Regions from separate parts of the Homo sapiens genome. Here regions 1, 2 and 3 are each linked to region 4. A link is a contact called in ENCODE Hi-C or POLR2A ChIA-PET data. All regions are on one chromosome and are shown on one strand. The core of a region is the stretch at or near the end of the contact, and the rest is flanking DNA. Distances in the headings are between cores, read along the strand shown. Region 1 overlaps ADCY10 (adenylate cyclase 10). Region 2 overlaps CD247 (CD247 molecule). Region 3 overlaps MPZL1 (myelin protein zero like 1). Region 4 has its middle 29 kb from the start of RCSD1.

Evidence for each region. Hi-C counts contacts between places; a loop is a spot of excess contacts on that map. ChIA-PET counts read pairs that join two places held with the same protein, here RNA polymerase II (POLR2A). Pooled maps may share reads with other maps.
Region 1: a loop to region 4 is called in a pooled map, with 2.0 times the contacts of the local background. The contact joins two enhancer-like sites. A Hi-C loop is called at or near these places in 1 of 50 pooled maps. POLR2A ChIA-PET finds 5 or more read pairs at or near these places in 3 of 52 experiments (OCI-LY7, PC-9 and naive thymus-derived CD4-positive, alpha-beta T cell).
Region 2: a loop to region 4 is called in a pooled map, with 2.3 times the contacts of the local background. The contact joins two enhancer-like sites. A Hi-C loop is called at or near these places in 5 of 50 pooled maps. POLR2A ChIA-PET finds 5 or more read pairs at or near these places in 2 of 52 experiments (CD8-positive, alpha-beta T cell and HEK293).
Region 3: a pooled map shows a loop between it and region 4 (3-fold over the local background). The contact joins two enhancer-like sites. A Hi-C loop is called at or near these places in 1 of 37 single-sample maps with no recorded cell type and 5 of 50 pooled maps. POLR2A ChIA-PET finds 5 or more read pairs at or near these places in 2 of 52 experiments (OCI-LY7 and activated CD4-positive, alpha-beta T cell).

What each region holds. Positions count from the first base shown.
Region 1 is chr1:167,818,526-167,822,872 of GRCh38, forward strand. It overlaps ADCY10 (adenylate cyclase 10), which reads right to left. Exons shown (of 33, transcript NM_018417.6): 30 at 3,499-3,616. Among named protein-coding and RNA genes, the nearest start is that of ADCY10, 93 kb to the right of the region's middle. RefSeq lists a silencer at 1,759-1,908. Within about 2 kb of position 1,531, at least 30 of the 41 ENCODE cell types and tissues checked have a DNase peak (open chromatin) inside an H3K27ac peak, as active enhancers do.
Region 2 is chr1:167,446,063-167,450,312 of GRCh38, forward strand. The region is part of intron 1 of CD247 (CD247 molecule); the gene reads right to left. Among named protein-coding and RNA genes, the nearest start is that of CD247, 70 kb to the right of the region's middle. Within about 2 kb of position 1,734, at least 12 of the 41 ENCODE cell types and tissues checked have a DNase peak (open chromatin) inside an H3K27ac peak, as active enhancers do.
Region 3 is chr1:167,751,941-167,756,174 of GRCh38, forward strand. The region is part of intron 1 of MPZL1 (myelin protein zero like 1); the gene reads left to right. Among named protein-coding and RNA genes, the nearest start is that of MPZL1, 32 kb to the left of the region's middle. RefSeq lists an enhancer at 1,142-1,261. Within about 2 kb of position 1,276, at least 10 of the 41 ENCODE cell types and tissues checked have a DNase peak (open chromatin) inside an H3K27ac peak, as active enhancers do; they include OCI-LY7, where a contact is called at or near this core.
Region 4 is chr1:167,599,492-167,603,864 of GRCh38, forward strand. No RefSeq gene overlaps it. Among named protein-coding and RNA genes, the nearest start is that of RCSD1, 29 kb to the right of the region's middle. RefSeq lists an enhancer at 2,126-2,275. Within about 2 kb of position 2,085, at least 16 of the 41 ENCODE cell types and tissues checked have a DNase peak (open chromatin) inside an H3K27ac peak, as active enhancers do; they include OCI-LY7, where a contact is called at or near this core.

The sequences.
Region 1 (4,347 bases), core at 281-2,780, 220 kb after region 4:
TCTTTGGCTTTGGCTTTTTTTCTTTTTTTGAGACGAAGTCTTGCTCTTGTCCCCCAGTCTGGAGTGCAATGGCACAATCTTGGCTTACTGCAACCTCTGCCTCCTGGGTTCAAGTGATTCTCCTGCCTCAGCCTCCCGAGTAGCTGGGACTACAGGTGTGTACCACCACGCCCAGCTAATTTTTTGTATTTTAAGTAGATACGGGGTTTCACCATGTTGGCTAGGCTGGTCTCGAACTCCTGACCTCAGGTGATCCACCCGCCTTGGCCTCCCAAAGTGCTGGGATTACAGGCTGTGCCACCATGCCCGGCCACTTTGGCTTTTTAAATTAAAAAGTGAGGGAGATCAGACACTTGGAGCTGTGGATTCTGGGGCTTGAAGAAATTGTTCCAATACCAAAGAGAGATGATTTAGGCCAGTACTGCTCAAAATGTAGTCCACAGACTGGCATCATCAGTATCACCTGGATTCTCATTAATGCAGGTTCTCTGGTTCAGTCCAGGTCTACTGAATCAGACAGGCTCTGGGGGTGTGGCATCTCTGAGTTAACAAGCTCTCCAGGTGATTTTTTTTTTAACCCTTCAAAGTAATTAAAAATAAGACATTTATTCCAACAATTCTTACATTGCATGAAATACCTCTTTAATATTCTACCTGCATTTGGAACTACCTTCAGAGTATATGGTACAATCCTTTGAATATTTTCTGTGTAGAAAATCCGATTTTTTTTTTTTTTTTTTTTTAGATGGAGTTTCACCCTTGTTGACCAGGCTGGAGTACAATGGCACGATCTCAGCCCACTGCAACCTCTGCTTCCCTGGTTGAAGCAATTCTCCTGCCTCGCTGGGATTACAGGCGCCTGCCATCACGCCTGCCTAATTTTTTATATTTTTAGTAGAGACACGGTTTCACCATATTGGCCAGGCTGGTCTCGAACTCCTGACCTCAGGTGATCCACCCACCTCAGCCTCCCAAAGTGCTGCGATTACAGGCGTGAGCCACTGCTCCTGGCCTGCTTATGATTTTTTTATTTTTTATTTTTTTTTATTTTTTGAGACCCAAGTTTTGCTCTTGTTGCCCAGGCTGGAGTGCAATGGCGCGATCTTGGCTCACCGCAACCTTCGCCTCCTGGGTTCAAACAATTCTCCTGCCTCAGCCTCCCAGGTAGCTGGGTTTACAGGCATGCGCCACCATGCCTGGCTAATTTTTTTGTATTTTTAGTAGAGATGGGGTTTCTCCATGTTGGTCAGGCTGGTCTTGAACTCCCGACCTCAGGTGATCTGCCGGCCTCGGCCTCCCAAAGTGCTGGGATTACAGGTGTCAGCCACCGCGCCCGGCATGATTTTCTAATAGCCAAATATTTAAAGCCAAATCGGATCAACAGTAGGCAAAACATCTTCTCCAGGCCATCAACTTCATCTTCATCTGTGCTGTATTCTTCCATTGTTTTGCCACTAACAAAGTGGATGACTCTCCTTGGGACTTTCTTCTTTTTTCCTATGACTCCCAGTTCTACGTTTCAAAGCCTCTTTCGTTACTCATCCTTGAGATAAAATTTGGCTATGGTTGTCCTGACATCAACGTTTCCTTTTGGACCATGACTCAGCTTTTTGGATCCCTTAATTTCCTGCCCCGCAGATTCCCCGAATGCCGCGGCGGCCGCAGCTCCCGAGGCTGCGACGGCTTCTCCTCGTTCCACAGGGCCCACTGGGTCCTGGTCCATCGTCGTCGCCACCACAGGGCTGCTGGCGCCGCAGCGCCGGCCGCCTAGCCAAGTCTCTGGGAAGGGGACTAGCCGGCCTTGAGGGGCGGGGCCGGCCAGAGGGGCGGGGCCAGCCCGCGCCTCGCCTAGCCCGCCTGGCTCAGCACCCCGAGAGCTGGCCGACTGCCCTCCAGGTGATTTTTATGCCCACTAAAGTCTGAGCAGCATTGGCCTAGGACACAGCTGTTTAAAAAATTCTCCTGCTGAGATAGACAAGAAAAATAAATTTGGATGATTTCTGGACTTTAGATTCCTTAACCTTTAACTCACATTGGTAAGTTATTTGATTTTGAACTTTAATTGGCAAGAGTAATCAATTTTTGGATTTTAATTTCTCCTCATTAATTTTAATAATAAGAGGGGATTTCTTGCCAGGTGCAGTGGCTCATGCCTGTAATCCCAGCATTTGGGAAGGCTGAGGTAGACGGGACCTGAGCCCAGGAGTTGGAGACCAGCCTGGGCAACATCACGACATCCCATCTCTACAAAAGATTAAAATTAGCCAGGCGTGGTGGTATGTGCCTGCAACTCCAGCTACTCAGGAAGCTGAGGTGTTTGGGAGGATCACTTGAGCCTGGGAAGGCGAGGCTGCAGTGATCCGCGATCGCACCACGGGACTCCAACCTGGGTGACACAGCAAGACTGTCTCAGAAAGAAGGAAGGGGTGGATTTCTATTCCAATTTGGAGCTGTTCTAACTTGTAGCATTTTATATAGGAATGTCTTCATATTGTCATTTAGTCTCATCACAAACCTCTGATAGACCATACGGTTGCATATAATTAAGATAGGAAATAAAATAATAGGGGGCGATTTTCAGTCTTGGGGATAGTCATGGAAATAATTTAATGAATGTTCTGTTCTGACCCATTTTAGAACCTTAGCATTCATCTCCTTCCTTAAGGGTATGACCATAATAGCTACATGCTTAACTGAGTTAAAAACGTAGTAGGTTAAAGGAATTGAGCCTTAGGCTTAATGAGTTAATGGGGTGCGGGGAGAATGCTGCTTCCTCACTCCTGAAATTTCCTTCCATGTAAGGGGCCTCTATTTGGTGCAAAGCACCAGAACTCTTTCCCCGCTTTACTTGCCCTTTCAATGATAAGGAGAGATCTTGCTGGTGATTTGGGAGATGAATTGGGCAAGTATAACTCAGTCCGTGTCTCTCTCTATCTTGAGAGCCAGTGAAGCCAACAGGGAGTGTGATACTGATCTCTCTGCTACAAGAGGCCTGCCTCCATGTGAGTAGACCTACAGTTTTCCAGAACTGCCTGCTGCTGAATGGGTTAAGTCTAATTCCAGTGCTCAATATTACGAAGCCCGCTTTCGTGAAGATATAAGCCATGTCTTCCAACATTGGCTTTGTCAATCCATGTGATTAGATATGGGCAGGTGCCGGGTGGGCAAGTGGTGCTATTCATTAGTCTTCCTCAAACCCCAGCACCCCTCTGAAGAAAGCAATCTTTTCTTATTTATCCCTGTATCACCACAACATGATATGTTTGCGATAAATGTTTATTGCATGGATGTAATTGAGATAAATTTACTTTTCTGTCCTTGGCCAAGGGGGATGAACTAGTTGATCCCTAACATGTCTCTCTGTGTAAATATCCTCTGACACCCTTAAGCTGTCTCAGGTATAAATTATGAATACTTTCTAAAAGATTTTTCAAGAACTCTTCCTTGGGATTCAACATTTTCACTTTGGGAATTTAGTGATATGCCACACATTGTTACCAGATAGCTACAGAGGAATAAAGTCCCAGGAGGAGTCCACTGTGGAACTTGAGGATTCTGTTGTTTTCGTATTGGTGTATGAATTCCAAACATTCTTCAAATGTTCTATAAACAAAACCTAAGAGAGAGAGGAATGGGTGAGAGTTATTAGTAGGTGTGGGTGATCATCTTTCTAGCCTAGTCACTCTCAGTTGAATTTCCCACTGCAGGGAGAGTTGCCTCTGATTATTGTATGAATCCAGAGGGTCCCGTGGATTGCAACAACCTCATGACTGGATTGCCCTGTGTTTGCTGAGTCCTACCTATTGGGGAGTGTTATGGATATATACTACAGTTCCACAGTACCGACCAGGCAGGTGTGGGGTTTAAACTAATCCTTCCTGGCCTTAGTGCAGCCTAGGACTTCTCTGTCTCTCCACACATGCTTCCTTTGTTGATGGCAATGTCTGCATCCCCTTTCAAGATCACATGTGGGGAAAACAATTCAGGTTGGTTCCTGTGGTTTAGTGTGTACACTTCAAGTGACCTACTTGGTGTCACTTGAAGGTTATCAGGAAGTAACTTATTTTCCAAATCACCAATAGCTACCAGCCTGGAACTCTCACCTCAAGCAATCTAGTCCTTCATTCTAAAGCGTGAAGTCTCTAAGTACATCCTGCTAAAAGTTAAAAACCCCTGGTAAAAGGCACATAGTAAGACAGTCAGCCACTATCACTTAGGTGCAAATTGATCTGACAGTTTAACTGGCAGCTCATATCCATCAGGTTCCTTCAGACTTAATTCTCCTTCTTGCCGTGCCTTTACAATCTCGGCACCTGCTAGACAGTGCTTCAGCTCACACAACCAGCC
Region 2 (4,250 bases), core at 484-2,983, 150 kb before region 4:
GGCAAAGCTGGAAGGGAATTCCTGGGTCTCCTGACTCCAGGTACTTCTCTTAGCCTTATGGCTTCGATGCAGCTGACCTATGGGCTCAGGATCCGGAGTTTCCACCTACCTCTGATTTCACAGCCCTTGCCATTTTGCCCACTTTTGACACTTAGTCACAACGGCTTGTAAACGTTCCACTTCAAGTCCGCCCCCCACCACTGGCTCTGGCAAGCACAGATGGTGCCTTATAGTTTCATTTGCACCTTTCCCTCCTCACCCGCACATCACAGGCTTAGAGAAGAGCAAAGAACATAATAAGTCTTTGAGTCAGAAAGACTCTAAGACTCAAATGTGGAATCTGCCCCATTATTGGCTTGTTTTGGAACAGTTTTCTTAACCTCTCTGAGCGTCAATTCTCCTATCTGCAGAAGGGCTTTGACAAGACCGATTTCACGGGTGCAGAGAAATGAGGTAAAGTTTGTGGGGTGCCCTGCACAGTGGCGCATGCTAAGAGGCTCTGCAGGTACAAGGAGTGACAGCAGGGGATGGCCCTCTGACCTCCCACACCATCATGCCACGGTTGGGGACAGAACCTGGCCAGGTTTCCCAGCCCAGGATGGGGATACCCACTCTTCAGGGGTGTTTGAAGATAAAAACAGATAATGGGGGCCAGGCGCGGTGGCTCACGCCTATAATCCCAGCACTTTGGGAGGCCGAGGCGGGCGGATCATGAGGTCAGGAGATCGAGACCATCCTGGCTAACATGGTGAAACCCCGTCTCTACTAAAAAATACAAAAAAATTAGCCGGGCGTGGTGGCAGGCACCTGTGGTCCCAGCTGCTCAGGAGGCTGAGGCAGGAGAATGGTGTGAACCCAGGAGGTGGAGCTTGCAGTAAGCGGAGATTACGCCACTACACTCCAGCCTGGACAACAGAGTGGGACTCCGTCTCAAAAAAAATAAAAAGAGATAATGGGTGTGTACAAAGTGCCTGGCACACAGTGGGAGCTCAGTAGTGTGTAGACTTTCTGAGAACTCCTCACTTCACAAAATGATAATGATGTAACACATGCATGAAGCATACAGTTTAGAGAGCTCTTTGCACTTGCATGATCTGGCTTAATCCTCAGAACAACCTTGCACAATACGGGCAGAATTATTACCAATTCTATTTTGCAGATAATGACGTTGCAGCTCCAATAGGTCACATGGCTAGAGATTTTCTGAGTGCATCTGATGCAAAGTCCCTTCTCAATCTACCTTATCCCAGTGCCTCTGGGGTTCCTGTCATATAGAGAGCTTCCCACCTCTTTCAGGAGTTTCTTCTTTGGTAGGCACTTCTGGCCTCTGCTTGAATATCTCTGGTGACAGGAAGCTCAGCACCCAGCAATCACTGGTGGAGAGCTCTAATTTTCAGAGTTAAAAAAAAAACTTTGAACCTAGTTCTGCCTTCAGAAGCACAAATCACACAGATCCTCCAATTTCTATAGGGCAGCCTTTCAAACCTCACCCCCGTCCAGCTTGTTTCCACTTTGATAGGAAGCACGGCAGGTAAGAATGAATCCTACGAAGGCGACAACTGCAATCCAAGTCCTGGTGTTGCTACTGTGTAATCACTGAGTAATCACAGCGACCTCCCAGGGTGTGTGACACTCAAATGGGAAGGGCTTGGTACCTGGTAAGCGCTCAGTTTGTAGGCACTGATGGAATCAATATGAATCACAGTAGCTCATGATCCAGGTAGGAGTGGCCAGCTTTCTACTCGCCAACCTTCCTTCCTTTGAGTCCCCAACTTTGAGCCCTGAGTCCTGCTGCTGCCAGCTCCACCCCCAGGCTCAGGCACAACTGGTGATGACATTGCAGGGTAAAAACTTAGAAAACAGGAAGTCACTGTTCTTAGGAAGGCAGTGGCAGCAGCTATGGGTGGGGGGGTGGGGGCGGTGTCTGTGTTGGGCAGGGTGCTGGGTGTGATGCCGACCCATTGACCACAGCATCCAGGCACCCAGACCATCCCCCTCAGTGGGTTGCTCCCTTTCATCGAATAACTAACTTTCACTGCAGCAGAAAAGATATAGGCTAGACACACAGAGTAATAGTTATAACCACTGGTTGAAGATTTGTTCTGGGCCAGGAACCACACGTGTGAGTTTTCTCATTCAGTCTTCACAGTGACTCTGATTTCACAGCTAGGGAAACTGAGGCTCAGAGAAGTTAATAACATGCCTAATGTCTACAGCCAGGGTTGAATCCAGGCACATCTGGATCCACAGTCCAGGTCTTAACCACCACTTGGTACTGACCTTCAAAGACTTGCTGATCCTCAGAGGTGGTGAGAGGGGTCCTCACCAGGCTGTGGAGTCCCTTCTCCCAGGATCGAACCATTATAGCAGGTCATATTCTTGACTCTACAATTAGCTTTCTTTCATTGAGGGCTGAGAGGCCGGCCTGGGGGGTTGACAGATACAGAAGGCCTGCTACCAAATGTGAGGCCAGGACTCACACTGCCCAGTGCTTATAGCAATGACCCACTGGAGATACCTCAATCACCCTGAACTGCAGAACGACTCCAGCTAATTTACTGGCAACATATAATGTTTTACTACTCTCTTTAATTTGCTACCAGCCTGGCCAACAGGGTGAAACCACATCTCTACTAAAAATACAAAAAATTAGCTAGGTGTGGTGGCGGGCGCCTGTAATACCAGCTACTCAAGACGCTGAGGCAAAAGAATCGCTTGAACCCAGGAGGTGGAGGTTGCAGTGAGTTGAGATAGCACCACTGCACTCCAGCCTGGGCCATAGAGTGAGACTCTGTCTAAAAAAATAAATAAACAAAAATTTTTTTAAAAAGTACCACAGCCTCCTTAATTCTCTCCTCAGTGTCAGATTTCAAATATTCATGTTTCATTGTAAAATTGGATCATTTGTTCAAAACTACCTACAAATTATGTATTCCCATAGATAAGGGTTCCAAGGGAAGAGGGAAGAACAGGGCTGTATGATTTCTTAGGGGTAGCGCTTTATGAGCAAATGTTTCTCTTCTTGTATTTTTATTTCCATTAAAGTTGTTATGTTTTGAGCGATACTTTGTGATCATTTTTCTTTTCTTTTTTTTTTTTTTTTTTTTTGAGACAGAGTCTCGCTTTGTTGCCCAGGCTGGAGTGCAGTGGCATGATCTTGGCTGACTGCAACCTCCGCCTCCCAGGTTCAAGCGATTCTCCTGCCTCAGCCTCCCAGGCAGCCATGATTACAGGCACCTGCCACCACACCTGGCTAATTTTTTGTATTTTTAGCAGAGACGGGGTTTCACCATGTTGGCCAGGCTGTTCTCAAACTCCTGACCTCAGGTAATCCACCCGCCTCAGCCTCCCAAAGTGCTGGGATTACAGGTGTGAGCCACCGAGCCCAGCCTTTGTGATCATTTTTCTTTTCATTTTCAAGTAAATCAACTTAATATAAAAGTGCAGAAAAGTAGGAAAAAATCAGAATTGCCCATAATACCACTTTCAAACACAGCCATTATTAATATGATGGCAGATGGCTGACCAAAGTCTTTGTTATTTATAAACTGTAATCATTTTACATAACAACTTTCCACGGGCAGGTGCAGTGGCTCACGCCTGTAATCCCAGTACGTTGGGAGGCCGAGGTGGGCAGATCGCCTGAGGTCAGGAGTTTGAGACCAGCCTGGCCAACATGGTGAAACCCTCTCTCTACTAAAAGTATGAAAATTAGCCGGGCATGGTGGCACGTGCCTATAATCCCAGCTACTTGGGAGGCTGAGGCAGGAGAATCACTTGAACTTGGGACGTGGAGGCTGCAGTGAGCCAAGATTGCGTCATTGCATGTCAGCCTGGGTGACAAAGTGAGACTCTGTCTCAAAAAAAAAAAAATTTCCTGAAGAATTGTTTTTTTCATTTAGTATTATGTTATAATCTAAGACTTCATGTTATTTCATATATTCATATTTCATGTTACTTTGTCATTTTACTATTAATAAATATCCTTTTTAAAGGTTGCCTAATAAGCTTTCCACTATCTACATAACCATTCCCCATTGGTGCTCATTTGTTTCCAATTTTTCACCATTATAAATAATTCTAAGATGAACAGCTTCATTCCTAAAGCTTTTTACAGGATTGGAATTCCATCAATAATAGCTTGAAAAATGGGCCAGGTGCGGTGGCTCAGGCCTGTAATCCCAACACTTGGCGAGGCCAAGCTAGCAGGACTGCTTGAGCCCAGGAGTTAGAGACCAGCCTGGGCAACA
Region 3 (4,234 bases), core at 26-2,525, 150 kb after region 4:
TTTCCTCCCTTTTTTGTGTATCTTTACAACTCAACCAAAAAGTCCACTGTTACTATATCAAGCCTGCTTAAGAATCCTCCGTGATGCCCACTTCCTACAGGATCAAGTTCCAGCTCATCTGAATTCAGACTACCTTTTCATCTTAAAACTTTTCCTCTATTCCAGCCAAATTCATCTTCATAATTCATCTTTAAACATCATCTCATGTTTTTCTGTCTCTGCAAAATGCCCTTTCAATCTATTTTGAGTCTTCTCAGTATACCAGATAAAATTCAAGTGCATCTTTCATAAAATATTCCCTGACCTCTTCATTTTTCAAATTTTGACTTTAATTAGCTACATATAGTCTATTTGCTACTTCAGGGGGATGGTTTAGTAGGAACTTACCTTAGGGAAGATAAGGTGGCATAAATAACAATAAGATACAGACCAGGCAGTGCTGACTCCCTGCTTGGAGGGCCATTTTCCCATGCCCTGCACTGTGCCATACCCTGCACACTGTAGGACACAAAGTTTGTTGTACACATTCTTGTGTATATTTCCATGTACAGTATCTAATGAGACTCATCCCACTCAGAACTTAGGACTTATTATATATTCAATAAATGAATTGTTCAGTTGATACTGTCTTTTAAAAATTCTGATAAAGCCAGCATCTCAATAGGAAGCAGGGGCAGATGTTTCCATTCCTCCCTCATATTTTACTTTCTGTTCAAGGGTGAGTGTTTACACTTTGAACTCTTTCTGGCAGTGATGAATCAGTGCTGATTAATCAATACTCTTTTGCCAGATTTTTCTAGGAGCCAGAGAGAGCTTGACTGGGGTCAGGCATCCATTTAAGGGCAGGTTGGTTTCCTTATTTTAGGAAAAAAAATAGTGCTTATATGTTTCATTAATCATAACTTCACTTTACAGGAATCCAAAAAATTTAGTGTTATCTGTTCACTCCTTTTGAAGTGTTCTTTGAGAGCTCTCTGACCACCAGGAAGTGTAGTAGGTGCTAGGCACACTGAAGCCAAGTAAGGTGTAGTTCCATGGCTCAAGGAGTTGTGAGTCTAACAGGGGAGCTGAAGTTAATTGCAAGGGAGATTGTGCTTTTCACTGAAAGGTGTGTCTTCGGTAGACTACAGCCATAGAGTCGTGTGAGAATTACTGAAGAGTGTGGCAGAAGAAAAGGTGGTAAGATCAGGGAGGGCTTTACCAAAGTCACGTTCAGGTGGAGTCTTGAAATTCTGTAAGCTTTCAGAGGTGGGCCTTGTTCCAAGCTGTGTGAGTATAGCCCTGAGGTAAGCTGGCTGCGTGGCATGTTGAAGGAAGTGAGAGCAAGCTGATACCAGCTCGCCACCAACAGCCTTTGCCAAATGTAAAGCAGGAAAAGGAGGGTTACTTTGAAAAGCCTAGTGTGCCATGCTGAGAATGATGGACTTTATGAAGCAATGGAGGAGCTTTTAAATGTGTTTTCAATAAGAAATTGTCATGGACAAATCAGCATTGAATTCAGATCTCATTAAAAACGTGTCCAAAGGATAACTCGACAGTAAACATATCTCGAAAGTACCCATGGCTGTAAAAAAGGCGAAGTATTTCTTTCTCCATTTAATTTACCCTCCCCTGGGTGATTGGTTTGTGGTTAGGCCGTTTGTCCAGCTGCAGCAGACTGGTTTTACACCCTGAAGTAAACTTGAATTTCTTTTTTTTTTTTTGAGACGGAGTCTCGCTCTGTCACCCAGGCTGGATGGAGTGCAGCGGTGCGATCTCGGCTCACTGCAACCTCCGCCTCCCAGGTTTAAGCGATTCTCCTACCTCAGTCTCCCAGGTAGCTGGGATTACAGGTGCCCGCCATCACGCCGGGCTAATTTTCGTATTTTTAGTAGAGATGGGATTTCACCATGTTGGCCAGGTTGGTCTCGAACTCCTGACCTCAGGTGATCCACCTGCCTCAGCTTCCCAAAGTGTTGGGATTACAGGTGTGAGCCACTGCGCCTGGCCTTTGAATTTCTTAAAACCAAGCAGAACAGTGATTTTCAAGCTCTCTTCATTAGATTCTAGCAGCTGGAGTTTATTTATTTATTTATTTGAGACAGTCTCACTCTGTTGCCCAGGCTGGAGTGCAGTGGCGTGATCTCCGTTCGCTGCAACCTCTGCCTCCTGGGCTCAAGCAATCCTCCCCGCTCAGCCTCCCAAGTAGCTGAGATTACAGGTGTGCGCCATGAGGCTCAGCTAATTTTTTTTATTTTTGGTAGAGATGGGGTTTCACCATGTTGCCCAGGCTGGTCTTGAACTCCTGAGCTCAAGCGATCCACCCACCTCAGCCTCCCAAAGTGCTGGGATTATAGGCGTGAGCCACTGCACCTGGCACAGCTGCATTTTAGAGCTTCCAAATGCTTAGTGCGTATTTCATTTGTTTCCAAAGTACATTTTAAACCATTAAAATCACAATAAAAAATAGCACACACACTTGTGGGTGGTTATATGAATAATTCGTGGACTTTGGACACCAATGTCCTGTTAACTCAGGCTGCCAGTGCAGTCTTCAGAATAAAGTAGATTTTTGTAATTTCTCTGCCGACATGTAAACTTATACAAGTGTGTTATTGATTAAGAAGCTGAGTAGAGCACTGCCCTGGTATTTTGAAAAGTTCAGGTTCATGCATGTGCACTAATAATGTATTTTACAAGTGAACATACCTATACCTACAGTCAATCAAATGCCAGGCAAGGTGTGGCTCGTCTGCTTCAGGCATGGTCTTATTGTATAATAGCATCGTAAGTGAAGTCCCAACATCTCATTTGTATGCTGGGTAGTAATTACATGTTTCAAATCACCTGGGGGCCTTTTAAAAATCCTGATACCCAGGCCATACCCCTTACCAATTAAATCAGAATTCCTGGAGGTAGGGGTGGGACCCAGGCATTAGTATTCTTTTAAGAGTTAGACTGTTTAGAGCAGTTATGGTTTACAGCAAAATAGAGCAGAAGGTACAGATTTCCCATCTGTCTCCTCCATGGCCTCTCCTATTATTGGTATCCCCCACCAGAGTGATACATTGTTACAGTTGGTGAACCTACAGTAACACATCATTATCACCCAAAGACCATTATATTTACGTTAGGGTTCCTTCTTTCTGTTGTACGTTGTATGGGTTTCAACAGATGTACAATGACATATATCTATTATTATAATATCATATAGAGTAATTTAGTATTTTTCAGTAGTTTCAGTAGGCATCAGTATTTTTAAATTTTTAAAAATTTTTTGCTGTATTTTGGAGGAGAGGAATATATTCTTATTGCCATCGACCGTAGGCGTATTCTTTCCAATCTCTTGTTCTGTCCTTCTAGTAATAATTGTATTGGCTTTTCTGGTTTCAGTTAAATTTTGGTTCACATATCTTCAAACATACTATAAACCTGATAAGATTTGAGAGCCCAGAAAGATAAGTTTAAGGTACAGTGGTCTTTTTCCTGAAGAGCAATTTTAATATGCCATTTCAGCACCTGGGAAGTGTAAAATATGTGAGAGTGTTATTTTCTTATCTATCAGATATGCCTCCAGAGCTTTCAACATGTTCTTTATGTTAAGCATTTTAGTCCCCTGTACTCTAGCAGAAGTAAAATCTGATTTTTCCTACCAAAAGTTCCTTATTTTCATCTGCTTGCTAAGAACCAAGAAATGTTTGGATGCTTTATGCAGATGATACAATTCAAACTAACTGCAACTGGGGCATTTGTGTTGCCTGCTTCATGTTTTGAGCCTTTAGTATTTAATGGAAGCCCTGCGCTGTGGAAAGTCTCCTAATAGCACTTTGTGCATCCCAGGGGCCAGCCACGGTGCTTCTGCAGCCGCACTGTAGATGTTTGTTTATTTGTCTCCACTAGGCTGTCCAGTACATTTAGAGGCTGAGTCTCAGTGTGTGTTTGAAAGAATGAATGGTTGATTGAAGAAAGGAGACCATTTGCAGGAGAGAGAGAGAGATGAACAGTACATATATAGAGGAGGGCAAGAAGAAATCCCAGGGCTTTAGAGTCAAGTGATTAGTTCAGTGACTGGCCTGATTCAGGACCCTTTGAGCATTTCTCATTTGAGAAACAGAAAGATCTTTGTTGGTACAAAAAAGGTTAAGGATAGATATGTGGCCAGCTGGACATCGATCATGAGCGGAAGGAATTGACTCCGAGAGGGATTTGGTAATCTTGTGTGTTAGTAAAAGTACATGGATTTTTTTTTTTTACA
Region 4 (4,373 bases), core at 835-3,334:
GCACTTTGGGAGGCCGAGACGGGCGGATCACGAGGTCAGGAGATCGAGACCATCCTGGCTAACACGGTGAAACCCCGTCTCTACTAAAAATACAAAAATTAGCCGGGCATGGTGGCGTGTGCCTGTAGTCCCAGCTACACGGGAGGCTGAGGCAGGAGAATGGCGTGAACCCGGGAGGCGGAGCTTGCAGTGAGTCGAGATCGCGCCACTGCACTCCAGCCTGTGCGACAGAGCGAAACTCCGTCTCAAAAAAAAAAAAAAAAAAAAATGGCATCGTATTTGCATATAATGTACACATATCCTCCCAAATACTTTAAATCACATCTGGACTACCTAATGCAATGCTTACACATCACTTCATTTGCCTGGATTCAATGTAGTACTCAGTGCATGCAAATTCAAGTTTTGCTTTTTGAAACTTTGTGGAATTTTTTTCTCACACAATTTTGATCCGCAGTTGGTTGAATCCACAGATGCACAATTCATAGAATACCAACTATTCCAAGATTACTTCCCTTTAGTTTCTCCTGCAGGTCCTGGTACTTAGTAATTTGCCTCTGGGTGGAGTTCTGCAGATTTAGCAATTTTTCATCATTTCTTCCCAGCATGCTTCAAAGACATAGAAAGCAAAAGCGAAAACAAACAAAAGAAGCAAAAACAAAAGTGTTTCATAGTTTTAAGATTGTTTAAAATGTGCCTTTCTCCAGAGTTCAAAGGTGCGTTGTGCTCCTGACACATGAGGGCACTATTTCTGTAGTTTGTAATATTCATGGTACAGAAAGAATATTCATGTGGGAAGCTAGGTCTGCAGAACCGTGGCTAGGAACATGCAGAGAAAAATGGTTTGCTATGTGTTCTAGGCTCGCCAGGTTTTCCAAGTGTGACATGTCCTAATGTACCCTATGAACAATGCCAGGACTCTCGGGGCTGCAACCTGGCCTTCTGACCACAGGGTTGCTAGCTGGAACTTCCTTGAAATGAGGATGACCTCATCTCATTTAGCTCTGCAGGGATAGAACTAGTGTATTAAAACACCAGCTTTGGAGACTGACTGAGAATGAAAGATGAATGACCTAGAGCAAGCTGCTTAACCTTTTCTTGCTCTAATGATGGAGGTATTGCTGAGCACAGTGGCTCACGCCTGTAATCCCAGCACTTTGAGAGGCCAAGGTGGGCAGACTGCTTGAGCTCAGGAGTTGAGACCAACCTGGGTAACATGGTGAAACACCATCTCTACAAAAAAATATAAAAATTAGCTGGGCATGGTGGCACATACCTGTACTCCCAGCTACTTGGGAGGCTGAGACGGGAGGGTCAACTGAGCCTGGGAGGTCAAGGCTGCAGTGAGCTATGACTGCATTACTGTACTCTAGTCTGGGTGACAGAGTAAAGCCCTGTCTCAAAAAAGAAAAGTAAATAAATAAAAATGGAGGTATTGCCTCACAGATCTGTGAGGAAGATTAAGTGGGGGTAATCTATCTAAAGCGCCTGACACTTAGTTGGAACTCAATAAGGAGACACTAATAGTGTTTGTTACTTAGCAGTGCTGATGTATAGTGATGCTCAGGACAAGTTTAAGCAAGCGAATGAATGAATAGGATGTGTAGAATCACACAGATTTTACCAAACTGAAGAAAACTAACACTTTCGAGCTTTTTTAGTGTTGAATCACTTCAGGGCAAAGTGATCAGCCAGTGTGCGGTAAGCCCTCTAAACTTCTGTTAGCCTTCTTGATTCCTTAACTGAACCGGTGAGAATGCTGAGGTCAGAGGAAAAAAGTGATGTGCCCCAGGCTTCAGAGCTGTTTAGGGGATCGGGATGAGACCCAAGGTCTCCTGAGGCCTAGCACAAAGCTTAACCCATAGGGACCTGCCTGGCTGGGCTGGGAGTTGAGGGGTTAACAGACTGATCCTAGAAAACAAATAGGCTTTTGGCTTGGTTTACCTGTGCTTGCTAGGCATATTGTTACCCAGCAGTGACCCCGTCTGAGTGTGGAAAGAGCTGAACCACAAGAGCATCCCAGCTTGCCCCAGGGCAGCCACCCAGGGTTGACCTCTAATCTGAAGACATCTTTGGGGAGAGCTCTCACACACTTCCCCAAATATACTTCTATGTGCTTCTGTGTGTGTCACAAGAGGCCTTGGGTCACCTCCTTCCTTTGCGCAATGAGATCAAAAGAGCAGTTTCTGCTTCTGCTGTTGCTTCTTTCCTGTTACCACTTTCTTGGACTTTTCGGGGACTGTTGAATTCTTAGGACACAGCCCTGCTCTGGCCCTGGTGGGCTTCCTCTATTAGAAGGCTCCCCAGGGCTTCCTGACTGGAGCAGATGGCCCTCCCTTTCCCGGGTGAAACAGGCTGACCTGGGCAGGCCGGCCCCTCTGCCTTTGATCTGCAGGTGGGAGGCAATAAAAGGCACTTTCCACGTGCCTGCTATAACCATATTTTCCAAATTCAAAAGCAGGACTCAGGAGTCTCTCTGAGCCTACTCTGGTTTGAGAGGCTGCCTGTAAAAATAAATAAATTAAATAACTAAGAGCAGGACTTTACCCACCCCATACATATGTCCTTCTAAGGACTTTGAGACAAAAGATGGGAAATTGGACCATGCCAGGAAACCCAGGATGGCTGGCTGCCATACACAGGCCTCATGGAAAATTCTCTCCTCTGGGGGATGTCTGCCGGAAGTGCCATCTGCTTTTGCCACAGATTCATGGCTGTGAGTGTGGCTCAGGCAATAACCACAGTAGACCCTTGGTTAACTCCTGCTGTGGTTCCGCCAGGAAGCCTGGCATGAACAGTTGTGTCCAGGAAATCTTTTCCCTGATTTCACTAGCTTGTTTTATCTGCCTGACAACCTTACTCCCAGGAAGGCTTTGCAAGGCACTTTCACCTTCAGCTCTTGGAATGAATAAATACAGCTATGATTTTTTAAAAAATATCAGTCCAACAATTTCGGTATGTCCAATAAATATCATAATGACCTGTTTCACGTATCAGGAACTGTGCTGTGCACTGTCAGAGATAAAATGGTGAAAAATGCCATTCTCTTTAATCCTTTTGAGGCCCTGCTGGCATGAAATCGTGTTAGTGCTCAAGGGAAGGTACAATGGCTGAACACATAGTTTCCACCTTTTCACACTCAACTACAGTACAGATTAATCACGGTGTCATAGGAGGGAGCCAGACTTGGCATCAGATCCTGGATTCAAATCTTGCCACCTTCACTTGATGACTGTCTGGTACTGAACAAGGTACTCTTTCAACCTCTTACTCCTCATCTACCAAGAAGGAGGTCATAATTCCTCCTGGCAGTGAGGTTGGGTGAGGAATAAATGCTGGCACATTGTTTATGAGCCTAAGGCATAATAGATGCTGAGAAAAGGTTTATTTCCTTCTTTCCTTAAGGAGCTTAGAGGCTAATAGATAACAACTGGTCCTGCTGTAACTAACACACACTGCTGACTGTCATACAATCTCAACTAGGGGTGTGAAAGCATGCCGAGGTGGCCTTTTGAGGTTTGTTGCATATGCTTGGGGAAAAACGCTCAGATTAGCATTGCCGGGGGCCGTTTCCTGGGCTCCTTCCTGCAGGGCCTGTTTCGGGGCCCTCCACCCAAATCCACTCCGGGAGGAGTAAGTTTCGGGGCCTTTATTACCCACTTGTGATTAGGGATCAGAAGTGGCCAGTCGGGGTGGGTTGGCAGTGACTTGCACCCAAGGGAAGGATGGGAGCCCACAAGAGTGGCAGGGCTCTGGGGAGAGAGGCAGGCTAACCAGTAGAAGTGAATAGGATGTGCTAAAGTATTCCCTTGAGAGTGGAAATACCATACAGAAGACTTGGATATGTGGTTTTCACCCTAAACCAAGCTGAGGAACCAGCACCAAATGCTTAACAAACACACAAACAAAAACAAAAACCCCCCTCTGGGTGGCCCAATGCTGTAGCACTTCACTTTTCATGGGACCTTGCAGCTTACATGCAGCATTCAAAGACATGAGTTTATTTGGGCCTTCCAATATCCGAGCTTGGTAGGTAGGCTAATTTCATCACTTCATTGTACAGAGGAAAAATCTGAGATTCAGAGAAGTTACACAACTTGCCAAGATCACATCTAAGTAGCAGAGTTGTGGCTCTAAGCCACATAATCCAGACTTTTTTTTTTTTTTTTTTTTTTTTGAGATGAAGTCTCGCTCTGTCGCCCAGGCTTTAGTGCAGTGGTACAATCTCAGCTCACTGCAAGCTCCGCCTCCCGGGTTCAAGCAATTCTCCCATCTCAGCCTCCCAAGTAGCTGGGATTACAGGCACCTGCCATCATGCCCGGCTAATTTTTGTAGTTTTAGTAGAGACAAGGTTTCACCATGTTGGCCAGGCT